Linked DNA regions of Homo sapiens: regions 1, 3 and 4 are each linked to region 2. A link is a contact called in ENCODE Hi-C or POLR2A ChIA-PET data. All regions are on one chromosome and are shown on one strand. Each heading gives the region's core, a stretch centred on a gene start or an enhancer-like site at or near the end of the contact. The rest is flanking DNA. Distances are from core to core; before and after follow the strand shown. Region 1 holds the start of ZNF225 (zinc finger protein 225). Region 2 holds the start of NECTIN2 (nectin cell adhesion molecule 2). Region 3 holds the start of ERCC1 (ERCC excision repair 1, endonuclease non-catalytic subunit). Region 4 holds the start of ERCC2 (ERCC excision repair 2, TFIIH core complex helicase subunit).

Region 1 (2,754 bases), core at 42-2,541, 730 kb before region 2:
ATAGATTGGTTCGATCAGTTATGACGTTTACATAGTGCGTGGGGAAGGCTGGTCGCCCCACCCTAATCTTCTTATGCAAATAGGCTTCCCAGTTGATTGGCCCATCTTGCCAGCTTCTTACTGTGCACGTGGCTGACAAAGAGAAGGGAAGATGGAGCCGCCATCTTTAACATGATTGGCACAACTGCTGGTATCTATGTCTGCGGCAGCTGGATTTTACAGGCTGCTCTTCCTTAGGAAGGGAAATAATTTGGGGCTGCTTTTCATTAAAAAGAAAAGCCTTACCGAGGGCTCCCATACCCTATCTGCCTAAGTGATGGCTTCTTAACTCGTATATATTAACAACACTGTATTCGTACTAGATGCCATTGCCATTGAATTATGTGCCTTAAAATAATTTTGTTTTGTGAATTACACCTCAAAAATATTTTTTAAATAATAAAACGACCACGTTAAAAACGTTTTGCATAGCGAAAAACAAGTCAAAGGAAAAAAGCTTTTTGGTTGAGCAATATTTGATACAATGTTAATATGAGTATGTAAATAATACTTAACGGAGGGGAAAAAACTAAACACTCAATAGAAATGTGGGCAAACTATTTGACCAATTCACAAAGACTATAATAGTGGCAACGGAAAATATGCACGGATGTTCCACTTTATTTACAAAAGAACAAATACAAATTAAAACTACATTTAGAAACCATTTCTTACCATTAGATTAGCAAAACTTAACTCCTCGAAGACTGTGTCTTCTCGCTTGTTCCCTTTCCAATAACACTCCTGTTATCATTGGAGGCGTTTAGACTTCAGAAATTCCTGTCTATTCAGTATTTTCTGTCCTGGACCAGGGAGAGAGAAGGACGACTCTCAGGATAACAGTTCACATTCCCCACTAGGCAGGCGCTCGTGGCTTTGGGATTCGTTCCCAGTGGGCACCTCGGAGTGGCAACGCTTCCCCCTGAAGAATGAGATTTTGAGCGTTTTTCCTTCAGCATTCGGAGGAGTGTAATCCAAATGCTCTGTGGAGTCGTACACACTGGCTCCAGAAGGAGGATACAAGCAATTCTGGGAATGGTAGTCCAGACGCTCAGTGGAGTAGCGGTCAGCTTGGCTCCGGCAGGCGAATCAGGGGATTTCTGGGAAATGTAGTCCAGACGCTCAGTGGAGTCTCGGTCAATTTGACTCCGGCAGGTGGATCCCAGGGAATTCTGGGAAGTGTAGTCCAGACGCTCGGGGTCGTCGCGGTCAGTTTGTCTCAGGAATTCTGGGAAGTGGAGTCCAGACACTCAGTGGAGTAGCGGGCCACTTCCGCTCCGTTACTGTGAGGTTGCTGCAGTTTTGTCCCTGGTAGTTTGGGTCAGTTCCGCGAGACCCTTCTGAATTTCCTGGACCTACGCATTGGATCCTTAACGAACTGGTGATCGAATTAGGGGAAAAGAAACCTCGTCGGAGAGCAGAGGTTTGGCGGAGCGGGGCCGCTGTTTTCGTTCTCGTCAGTGGAGCCTTCTTGGGCTTGGGGCTCTCCTCGCGTCCCCGGGGTGTTTGGGACTTGGTCGGGTCGCGTCTCGCCTGGTTTTAGGGTCTCCGGGGCTCTGAGCTCGCCCACTCGGCCTCCCTGCACCCCACGCGCGTGGCCACTTCCTCGCGATAAAACGCTGGGATGTTACTTAATCTCCTTGGGTCTCCCGTTACAGTTCTTTAAGATGGGGAGTTTAGGACCATCCTAATAGAATCGTTTTGGGAACTGAAAGCGGTAACACAAATGAGAGCCTTAAAGCAGCCCCTGTCACTTGGTGACTGGTGGTCTCTTGTTAATTTCCCACGAAGCCTGTCAGGTCCCCGGGTGGGGTGAAACTCCAGCTGCAGGGGCACCGGCCCTTCTCCCTGATTCCTGCAAGACGCTGGGTGATCCCGGACGCCTTCTGACCTCTCTTTTAGGAAGGCGAGGGTTGCATCCACTTCCAGGAGGGGAGAGGAGCATTTAACTTTTATGGGGCACGGCGACCACGGTCAGAGTGTTTCACAGCCTTCTCCTTACCCAGCCCGACCTTTCCAAAAGAGCTGCAGGGAGGGACTTCTTGGCTTCTGAGGGCAAAGCTCTACGTGAGTGATCCTTGGCTTTTTTCTTTGACAGAGATGCTCACCCCAACCGAGAGTGTATAGGATGTGTCTTCGGGCATGGGTGTTGCTTTCAGTTGTCATGTTTTTCTAGTCTTTAATCTTGAAAGATAGCATAGCTTTCATCGTTTTTTCTTGGTATTTTATCCTTGTTATTTTTGAAGAGTATAGATGAAGTTATTTTGGTCAAAGATGTTCATTTGGAGTTTTTCTGATGTATTTCACGTTTAACTTCAAAATATGCATTTTTTGCTGGAATACCACAGAAGTGGTAAATCTCTCTCTCTCTTTTTTTTTCTTGAGACGGAGTTTCGCTCTTGTCGCCCAGGCTGTAGTGCATGGCACGATCTCAGCTCATTGCAACATCCACCTCCTGGGTTCAAGCTATTCTCCTGCCTCAGCCTCCCAAGTAGCTGGGATTACAGGTGCCTGCCACCACATCCGGCTAATTTTTGTATTTTTAGTAGAGAAGGGATTTCACCATGTTGGCCAGGCTGGTCTCAGACTCCTGACCTCAGGTGATTCAACCGCCTTGGCCTCCCAAAGTGTGGGATTACAGGCATGAGCCACCGTGCCCAGCCTGAAGTGGTAAATTTCTTATTGCAACATAACAGGGGCCATATGTCAGTTTGT
Region 2 (2,959 bases), core at 22-2,521:
GAAGCAGAGAACAGAGCAGGGACAGAGAGACAGCGAGAGAGACTCGCACGCAGAGACAAGAGACGCCGAGAGGGAGACACAGAGAAAGAGACAGGGACAGAGAGACACAGATAGAGACAGAGAGAGACACACGGAGAGACAGAGACAGAGAAGCACAGAGATAGAGAGGCACAGAGATAGAGACAGAGAAACACAGAGACAGAGAGGCACACAGAGACAGAGAGGCACAGAGACAGGCCGATAGAGACAGAGATACACAGAAATAGAGACAGAGACAGAGAGGCACACAGATAGAGACAGAGAGACACAGAGACAGAGTCAAAGGATGGAAAGAGACATGGGGACCAAGTGACCCAGAAACAGTGACAGACAGGCCGGGCTTGGTGGCTCACGCCTGTAATCCCAGCATCTTGGGAGGCCGAGCCGGGAGGATCGCTTGAGGCCAGCCTCAGCAACATAGTGAGACCCCGCCGCCCCCCCGCCCCGTCTCTTTTATTGAAATAAAGAAACAGTGACTGACAAAGGAAGACCAGAAACAGAGCGACACCGAAGCATGAGGACGGAAAGACCCAGAGAGGCAGAAATACAGGGACAGAGAGGAAGACCCAAAGAGAGTGAGAGAGACACAAAGACACGTAAGAGAGACAGAGAAATCCAGAAAGAAACGAGTGCAGCGACACCTAGAGTTCGGGGCAGAGATTAGAAACGCACGAGGGTACGAGAAACAGGCTCAGGGCGATGGGCTCGACCTGCGGGGAGGTCGCACAACCGGGACGTGCTGGGGGCAGAACCGTAAAGCCCCACGTGCCTCAGGCAACTGTGATGAGAGGACCCGGGCAGGCAGGAAAGGGCAGGATTCGAACTGTGGGTGGGACAGAGGCCAGGACGGACTGAGCTAAGAGACCGAGAGAACTCCGGCTAGGGCGAGGGGCGGGGCTGGTGGAGGCGGGGCTGGTGGGGGCGGAGTCGGCCGGAAGGGCCGAAAGGGGCGTGGCAAGACCTTGGCGAGGCGGCCGGTAGGCAGGGGGCGGGGCGTGGGAACTACTCGGGAGCAGAGGGGGCGTGGCTAGACCTTAGGGGGCGTGGTTTAACGCCGGGAGCGAAGGAGACAGAATTCTTTGGCAGGGGCGACCTTAGAATCCTGGGGAGGAGCGAGAATGGAATCCCGGGGAGGAACAGGGGTGGAATCCGGGGGGCGGGGTCAGAACGCCAGGAGGGGGCGGGGCCGGAGCCAGGGTCGGCTTGACTCGGGGGAGCAGCGGGTGGATCCTGTGACGTCAGCGGGTTCGAACCGCCGGAGCTGAGCGAGAGGCCGGGGGTGCCGAGCCGGGCGGGGAGAGCTGGGCCGGGAGAGCAGAACAGGGAGGCTAGAGCGCAGCGGGAACCGGCCCGGAGCCGGAGCCGGAGCCCCACAGGCACCTACTAAACCGCCCAGCCGATCGGCCCCCACAGAGTGGCCCGCGGGCCTCCGGCCGGGCCCAGTCCCCTCCCGGGCCCTCCATGGCCCGGGCCGCTGCCCTCCTGCCGTCGAGATCGCCGCCGACGCCGCTGCTGTGGCCGCTGCTGCTGCTGCTGCTCCTGGAAACCGGTGAGACGAGCGGACGGCCCCCTGCCCTCGCGCGGACCCCCTCCAACCTTACCTTCCGAGCTGGGGAAGCCGAGCACCTTCCCCGCCCACCCCCGGCTCCCCGAGCCCCCTCTCGCGTGCCCCCTTCCTGGCTGGCCCCACAGACTCCGACCCCCTACACGTCCGATTCTCTCGAGGAGACTCTGACCCCTCCTTTCTGCATCTCTCTCACCACCACCCCCATCCTTCTTAATCCAATTGCCCATCCTACGCCTGCTTGTCTGTCCCCCTCCCCATTTCTCGGATTCCCGCGCCGAAAGGGTTAAATCCCAGGAAGGCCTGGTGCCCCCTCCCCACCCCGCGCCGAGTAGTTCACCCGGATCTGGGTCTCTGTCTCCTCTACCCCTCTCAGGAATGTGGGGAATGTTCCCCCCACCTACCGCAGTAAGGTCTCGAGGAAGAGGCGAGACCACCTCCCTCCCCTATTTTTCCTTCTTCCCGGCTTGGGCGTCTGAGGCCCGGAGAGAACTGAGGACAAGCGGACCTGATTCGGGTCCCTTGGAGGGCTAAGGATAAGAGTTCTGGCGACTTAGGGGGAAGGGCCTGAGCTCGGAGCTCCAACCCCGAACCTCAGGGAGTTGGGGGTTCTGACTCCGTGGACTCCAGAAAAATTAGGGGCCGGGGGCTCCGTCTTCAGGGTCCCTGGTAGAATGGAGGCTAGGCGCTAAGTCTAACTGGGATCTAGGTAAAACTGGGGGCGAGAGAGGATCAAACTTGTAGCTTCTGGATTTAATTGTGGGCAGGGGGCTTCGTTTTCAGGGTTCCCGGCAGAACCGGGGGACAGGAGACTCGATCTCGTGGGCTTCAGACTTAATTGTAGGCAGAGGAACGTCTTCTGAGATCCAAACAGAAGTGCGAGCAGCGGGCCCCGTCTCTTGGGCTCCAGATATGATCAAGGGTCGAAGGCTCTGTCTTGAGGCTGGAGTCTCAGTCGCCTGAGTCCCAGATAGAACGGGAGGCCCCGAGTCCCAGAGGCTGGGAGACTCCTCCCTTTCCCTATGAATGGTCGGGGGCGACGGAGACGTCGCCGGGGAAGTTTTCCTGGTTTCACTCTCGCCGAGCCAGGGAGGGGCGGGGCGGGCGCTCCTGGCTCCGGGTTCCGGACTCCCCGGTTTCGGGACCTTATCTATCCTCTGGTAGCGCCTTTGTCCTCAGAGCCATAGCAGGAGGTGGACGAGTGGAGCCGCCGCCCTTATCCCCCGTCCCTCCCATTGCTATGCCTTGGACCCCCTGGCGTCCTTCCATCCACCCCACTAGGGGAGGAGAGCGGCCCCCCTGGGGAGGGAGGGGCTGGGAGGGAACCCTTGAAAGAGGCGCTGGCCCCGCCCCTTG
Region 3 (3,083 bases), core at 38-2,537, 580 kb after region 2:
TCCTGTAATCCCAGTTACTCGGGAGGCTGAGGCAGGAGAATCGCTTGAACCCAGGAGGCAGAGGTTGCAGTGAGCCGAGATGGTGCCAGTGCACTCCAGCCTGGGCAAAAGAGCGAGACTCTGTCTCAAAAAAATAAATAAATAAATAAATAAATAGAGTAGGAAGGTCCTCTCCCCCATCATGCCCTACATCCTTAGCCCACTTTCCTTTTCTTCATAGCCAATGCTCATCACCCGTCGATTGTTTTCCCTTGGGAAGGAGATTTCAATATTGCCAGGTCCTTCCATTTACCAAAATATGTCTAAAGTGTAGATTTTTTTAAGATTGCAAAACCTGGCGATTCTTAAACACGAGCAATAAATTCATGTCTTGAAAAATCAGGGTGCTGGCCTCGTAAAACACATCAGGGGCTACCTGCTGAATGCCAGTGTCTGGCCTCTGCCTTAGCCCTCTCTTAGAACCACCCATCCATTTCACAGATGGGGAAACTGGGACCTGGGGAGGACCAAGGACTGTTTCCCCAAGTCGTCCGTGGCCCCCAAATCCACTAACCCACACCCTGGTCCCACAGGCCCCATCCTATCCTCTTCGTCCTAACAGCCCCCAGCCTCCCAGGGGCCCCGCATCTCCTTGTCCTACCACTCCAGGAGGGACCTCATCCTCGTCGAGGGGTATCACAAATTTCTTCCTTGCTGGCGGCCCTGAGGGCTGGGGCACCCCCTCTTTGTCCTTCCCAGGGTCCATCTGGAGCCTGAAAGGGAAGGTGCCAGGAGCGAGTGAGCCACTGGCGTCTACGTTCTCATCCCGCAGCAGGAACCCCCCACTCACAGCCGTCCCCCACAAAACTCCGAGAGCTCCATAGCGTCAGGTCCCCAACACCCAGCGCTAGAGGCTCTGTAACGCCACGCCCCTTTGACCTCCACCTTCGGCTCGCCCCGCCCCTTACAGGTCCACAAGTCCCATCGCTCCGCCCCTCGCCCCCACCGGATTCTATTGGCTCCGTCCCCACCATCCCCCGCCTTCCGTTCGTCCGGCCCCCGAGGCTAGCATCTGGACGCCCTCCCCACGCCTGGCCTTGTCCATCTCTCAGACTCGGCAATGATTGGCTTCCGCGGCGCCAATCTCCACCCGCAGTCTCCGCCTCCCGCACCTGTGGTCCGGGCCTCACGGTTTCAGCGCCGCGAGGCCTCACCTGCTGGTCTTGGAGCCTCAAGGGAAAGACTGCAGAGGGATCGAGGCGGCCCACTGCCAGCACGGCCAGCGTGGCCCAGGGCTCGCAGCACTTCCGGCCTCTCTGGCCCCGCTCCCCAGGAGAGTAGAGCATAGAGCAGGGCGATCTCTGTACAACTCTCTATGGTTCTGGAGGACCGCGGAGGTCGTGGGAGGAGAGAGATGTGGCCTGAGGATCTGGCTCCCAAACTGTTAAGTTTCAAAGCCCTTACTGAGCGCTTCTGTGTGCCCAGAATCCTGGCAGGGCTCAGTGGAGAACAGATCGCAGGAGATCCAACTTGGTCCCTCCTCTCAGTAAGGAGAGACTTAAGTTTGAATCCAACTCAGACATTGACTTGGCTTCAGTTTCCTCATTCATTCATTTATTCCACACCTATTCCCCCCACGCGCTTCCTCTCTTCCCGGTCCTGTGCGAGTCCGTGCTGGTGACACAGCAGTGACCAACGACAGCCCCGTGTTGTCCTCCCGGAGCTTACGGTTCAGTAAGGGACACAGACACGTTCCCAGTGCTGACCCAGAATGGGCAGGTCTGGGATGGGAGATCCCGGGAGAGCCGTGGGATGGGGGTCAGGGGGAGCGCCTGACTCAGCCCCGGAGTCCGGAAGGGCTTCCTGGAGGAAGGGACATCTGAGCAGGGGCCTGGCTGATGAGTTAGTATTAGTCACTTCCTGAAAGGATAGTATCACACTGTTCTAACTTGCAGCTCTCTGATTACTAAGGAAATGGAATGTTTTTTGTGAAAGTATTGGTCTTGTAAATTTTGTCTTCTGTGAATTGCTTGCTCATATTCCTTGTCCATTTTTAAAATGGGTTGTATGGCTTTTTTATTACTATTAATTTCTAGGGGTACTTTATGGATTCTGATTCTAATCCTTAGTTACCCATATTGCAAACATTTCCTCCTAGTTTCTACTTTGGGCTTTAACTTTAGTTATTTTTGGCACAGAAGTTATTTGTGTTTATGCGCAACTATTTATCAATCTGTTCCGTTCTGACTTTTGCTTTTGGTGTGTTAAGAGCCCTGCCATAACCCAGGGTCATAATGATAAATTCTTTTTTTTCTTTTTTTTTTTTTTTTCGAGACGGAGTTTCGCTCTTATTACCCAGGCTGGAGTGCAATGGCGCGATCTCAGTTCACTGCACCTCCCCCTCCCGGGTTCAAGCGATTCTCCTGCCTCCTTAGTAGCTGGGATTACAGGCATGTGCCACCATGCCCGGCTAATTTTTTTTTTTTTTTTTTTTTTTTGTATTTTTAGTAGAGACGGGGTTTCACCATGTTGGCCAGGCTGGTCTCAAACTCCTGACCTCAGCTGATCCTGAGGTCACTTTGTGACCTCCCAAAGTGCTGGGATTACAGTGCACGGCTATAATGATATATTCTATCATTTCTTTTATCTACGTAAAAGATAAAAGCCCCGTGTTGTCCTCCCAGAGCTTACAGTTCAGTGAGGGACACAGACACGGTCCCAAACAGTAATGACCTAGAATGAGCAGGTCATCTGGCTTTAATCTATGTAAGATTTATTTATTTATTTATTATTTTTTGAGATGGAGTTTTGCTCTTGTTGCCTAGGCTGGAGTGCAATGGAGCAATCTAGGCTCACTGCAACCTCCGCCACCCACATTCAAGCAGTTCTCCTGCCTCAGCCTCCCAAGTAGCTGGGATTACAGGCTAACTTTTGTATTTTTAGTAGAGACGGAGTTTCACCATGTTGGCCCTGCTGGTCTCGAACTCTTGACCTCAAGTGATCTGCCCACCTCAGCCTCCCAAAGTGCTGGGATTACAAGCATGAGCCACGGTGCCTGGCCAAGATTTATTTTTGAAAGTGCACCGAGGTCGTTGTTTATGAGT
Region 4 (2,781 bases), core at 1-2,500, 520 kb after region 2:
GTCTTAGGCAAGTACCTTCACCTCCCCAGACCTCAGTATCCCTATCTCTAAAATGAGCCTAAAGCCAGGCGTGGTGGCTCACACCTGTAATCCCAGCACTTTGGGAGGCTGAGGCAGGTGAACCACCTGAGGTCAGAAGTTCAAGACCAGCTGGGCCAACAAGGTGAAACCCCGTCTCTACTAAAAATACAAAAAATTAGCCAGATGTGGTGGCGCGCACCTGTAATTCAATCTCAAAAATAAATAAATAAAATAAAATGGGCCTAATAATAAAACCTTCCTCATAACATGACTATGAGGATTGTGAGAAATTGCAGGTTAAATATTTGGCACAGTAGCTGATATATAGTGAACTTTTCTCCCTTCTTTTTTAAGAGACAAGTGTCACTATTGCCCAGGCTGGAATGCAGTGGCACAATCATGGCTCACTGCAGCCTCCAACTCCTGGCCTCAAGCGATCCTCCTGCCTCAGCCTCCCGAGTAGGTGGGATTACAGGCGCCCGCCACCACACCTGGCTAATTTTTGTATTTTTAGTACAGACGGGGTTTCACCGTGTTGGCCAGGCTGGTCTCCAACTCCTGACCTCAAGTGATCCGCCCGCCTCGTCCTCCCAAAGCTCTGGGATTACAGGCGCGAGCCACCGCGCCCAGCCTATTCACCATTATTGTTTTAGATAACGGAAGATTATGGGGTCCTGGATTCCCAGGGACCTCGGACTTCTAAAATCCAGACGTCCTGCAATCTGTCTTAGGCCCAGGCGTGGCAGCCCCACCGGTCGAGTGGGCGGGTCGGGCCCACCGGCCACCCACCTTGGCGTCCAGCGTGCGTTTGAGCTCCCGCATGTAGGAGAACTGCTCGGGGTAGATGTAGTCGTACGGGAAGTAGACCAGGAGCCCGTCCACGTTGAGCCTGGCGGCAGGGGCTGCTGGGTCAGTTCCCGTCCCCTCAGCCCCTCTCCCGCCTCCACAGTGCCCGGTCGTCGAGCCCAGAGAAGGGTGACGGGCCCGGCGCCCCCGGTAACCCTCAGGTCCTCAGGAGCCTCGGGGCCCCCTCAGTGTCTCCTCGCTATCACTGCTGCTCCCTGCGGCTGCCCCCGTCCCACCCCTTCACCCTCCCCTCGCCCCCTTGGGGACCCAGGCGCGCCCACCGATGACCCCATCTTCAAGACCCCCCGCGCCCGCTAGCGAGCGCGACCCCCAGCCCCCTTCTCACTTCATGGCGCCGGCCGGACTGTGCAGCGGGGTCGACCCGCCTCCCTCATGAATATTCAGCGAGAGGCCGGGTCGTGGACATCCTCGAGGGCTCGCTCCACCTATATTACGAGACCATTGGCTAACCTGCCCGTCAATCCGCTAGGGCAGAGCCAATCGGGATACTGCGCGTGCGCACGGAAAAGCGAGGGCGGCTGACTCTCGGGTGAGGCGGTGCGGGAGGCGTCACTGAGGATCGTCGAGGGCCAATCAAAAAGAAAACATGGAAGGGAAAGAGCCGAGAGACTCGATCTCATTCACTAGAATTTGGTCCTCCTGCGCCTGCCAAGATTGTCTGAGTATTGATCGAACCCAGGAGTTCGAGATCAGCTTGAGCAAGATAGCGAGAACCCCCGCCCCTCCACCTCGTCTCAAAAAAAAAAAAAAATCGTCTCAGTAGCGAATAGTCTAACGGAGAATGACAGGGAAATTGGTGATCCTTTCTGGGCCCAAGAGTTAGAAATGGCTTTGCAGGCCGGGCGCGGTGGCTCAAGCCTGTAATCCCAGCACTTTGGGAGGCTGAGGCAGGTGGATCACCTGAGGTCGGGAGTTCAAGACCAGCCTGACCAACATGGAGAAAACCTGTCTCTACTAAAGATACAAAATTAGCCGGGCGTGCTGGCAAATGCTTGTAATCCCAGCTACTCGGGAGGCTGAAGCAGGAGAATTGCTTGAACCTGGGAGGCAGAGGTTGCAGTGAGCAGAGATGGCGCCGTCGCACTCTAGCCTGGGCAACAAAAGCGAAACTCCATTTCAAATATTAATAATAATAACTAATAAATAAAACATAAATGCTAGCTTTTGTTTGTTTCTTCAACAAATAGCTATGTGGCATCTACCATGTGTCTGATCCTGTGCTGGCCCCTGGGAACAGAAAGGTGACCATGACAGCCTCAGCACCTGCCCTCAAAGAACAGATTTTTTTCCTTGAGACAGGGTCTTTCTCTGTCGCCAAGGCTGGAGTGCAGTGGCACAGTCACAGCTCACTGCAGCCTCCACCTCTTGGGCTCAAGCGATCCTCCCACCTCAGCTTCCAGAGTAGCTGGGACCACAGGTGTGCACCACCAAGCCCAGCTAAGTTTTATTTTTTAAATTTTTTTAGAGACGAGGTCTCACCACGTTGCCCAGGCTGGTTAAACTCGCAGGTTCAAGTGATCCTCTCCCCTCAGCCTTTCAAATTGTTGGGATTACAGGGGTGAGGCACCAGGCCTGGCCTCAAAGAACAGATATTAAATATACAAATGAATATATGATTACAGCCTGGAGTGGTGGCTCGTGCCTGTGGTTCCAACACTTTGGAAGGCCAAGGCGAGTACATTGCTTGAGCTCAGGAGCTAGAGACCAGCCTGGGCAACATGGTGAAAACCCGTCTCTACAAAAAATGCAAAAATTAGCTGGGCGTGGTGGCGTGCACCTGTAGTCCCAGATACTCAGGAGGCTGAGGTGGGAGAATCACCTGGGCCTGGGAGGCAGAGGTTGCAATGGGCAGTGATTGTGCCACTGCACTCCAGCCTGGGCAACAGGAGTGAA

Evidence for each region. A loop is a pair of places that touch in the nucleus more often than their neighbours do. ChIA-PET counts read pairs that join two places held with the same protein, here RNA polymerase II (POLR2A). Pooled maps may share reads with other maps.
Region 1: a map of chondrocyte shows a loop between it and region 2 (3-fold over the local background). The contact joins the promoter of ZNF225 here to the promoter of NECTIN2 in region 2. A Hi-C loop is called at or near these places in 1 of 168 maps with a recorded cell type or tissue (chondrocyte) and 4 of 50 pooled maps. POLR2A ChIA-PET finds 5 or more read pairs at or near these places in 1 of 52 experiments (Caco-2).
Region 3: a pooled map shows a loop between it and region 2 (5-fold over the local background). The contact joins the promoter of ERCC1 here to the promoter of NECTIN2 in region 2. A Hi-C loop is called at or near these places in 1 of 50 pooled maps. POLR2A ChIA-PET finds 5 or more read pairs at or near these places in 2 of 52 experiments (Caco-2 and HEK293).
Region 4: a pooled map shows a loop between it and region 2 (4-fold over the local background). The contact joins the promoter of ERCC2 here to the promoter of NECTIN2 in region 2. A Hi-C loop is called at or near these places in 3 of 50 pooled maps. POLR2A ChIA-PET finds 5 or more read pairs at or near these places in 2 of 52 experiments (AG04450 and H1).

The regions. Positions count from the first base shown.
Region 1 is chr19:44,112,108-44,114,861 of GRCh38, forward strand. ZNF225 (zinc finger protein 225) reads left to right here and starts at 1,292. Exons shown (of 5, transcript NM_013362.4): 1 at 1,292-1,462. It overlaps ZNF225-AS1 (ZNF225 and ZNF224 antisense RNA 1), which reads right to left and starts at 1,076. Exons shown (of 2, transcript NR_033341.1): 1 at 715-1,076. RefSeq lists a silencer at 1,003-1,353 and an enhancer at 1,046-1,745.
Region 2 is chr19:44,845,026-44,847,984 of GRCh38, forward strand. NECTIN2 (nectin cell adhesion molecule 2) reads left to right here and starts at 1,272. Exons shown (of 9, transcript NM_001042724.2): 1 at 1,272-1,588. The coding sequence starts at 1,501. RefSeq lists silencers at 1-35, 903-952, 1,033-1,112, 1,243-1,342.
Region 3 is chr19:45,422,630-45,425,712 of GRCh38, forward strand. It overlaps ERCC1 (ERCC excision repair 1, endonuclease non-catalytic subunit), which reads right to left and starts at 1,288. Exons shown (of 10, transcript NM_001983.4): 1 at 1,152-1,288; 2 at 641-752. The coding sequence starts at 745. RefSeq lists enhancers at 1,274-1,363, 1,424-1,473, 1,722-2,016.
Region 4 is chr19:45,369,323-45,372,103 of GRCh38, forward strand. It overlaps ERCC2 (ERCC excision repair 2, TFIIH core complex helicase subunit), which reads right to left and starts at 1,251. Exons shown (of 23, transcript NM_000400.4): 1 at 1,214-1,251; 2 at 811-910. The coding sequence starts at 1,218. RefSeq lists enhancers at 5-846, 1,465-1,544.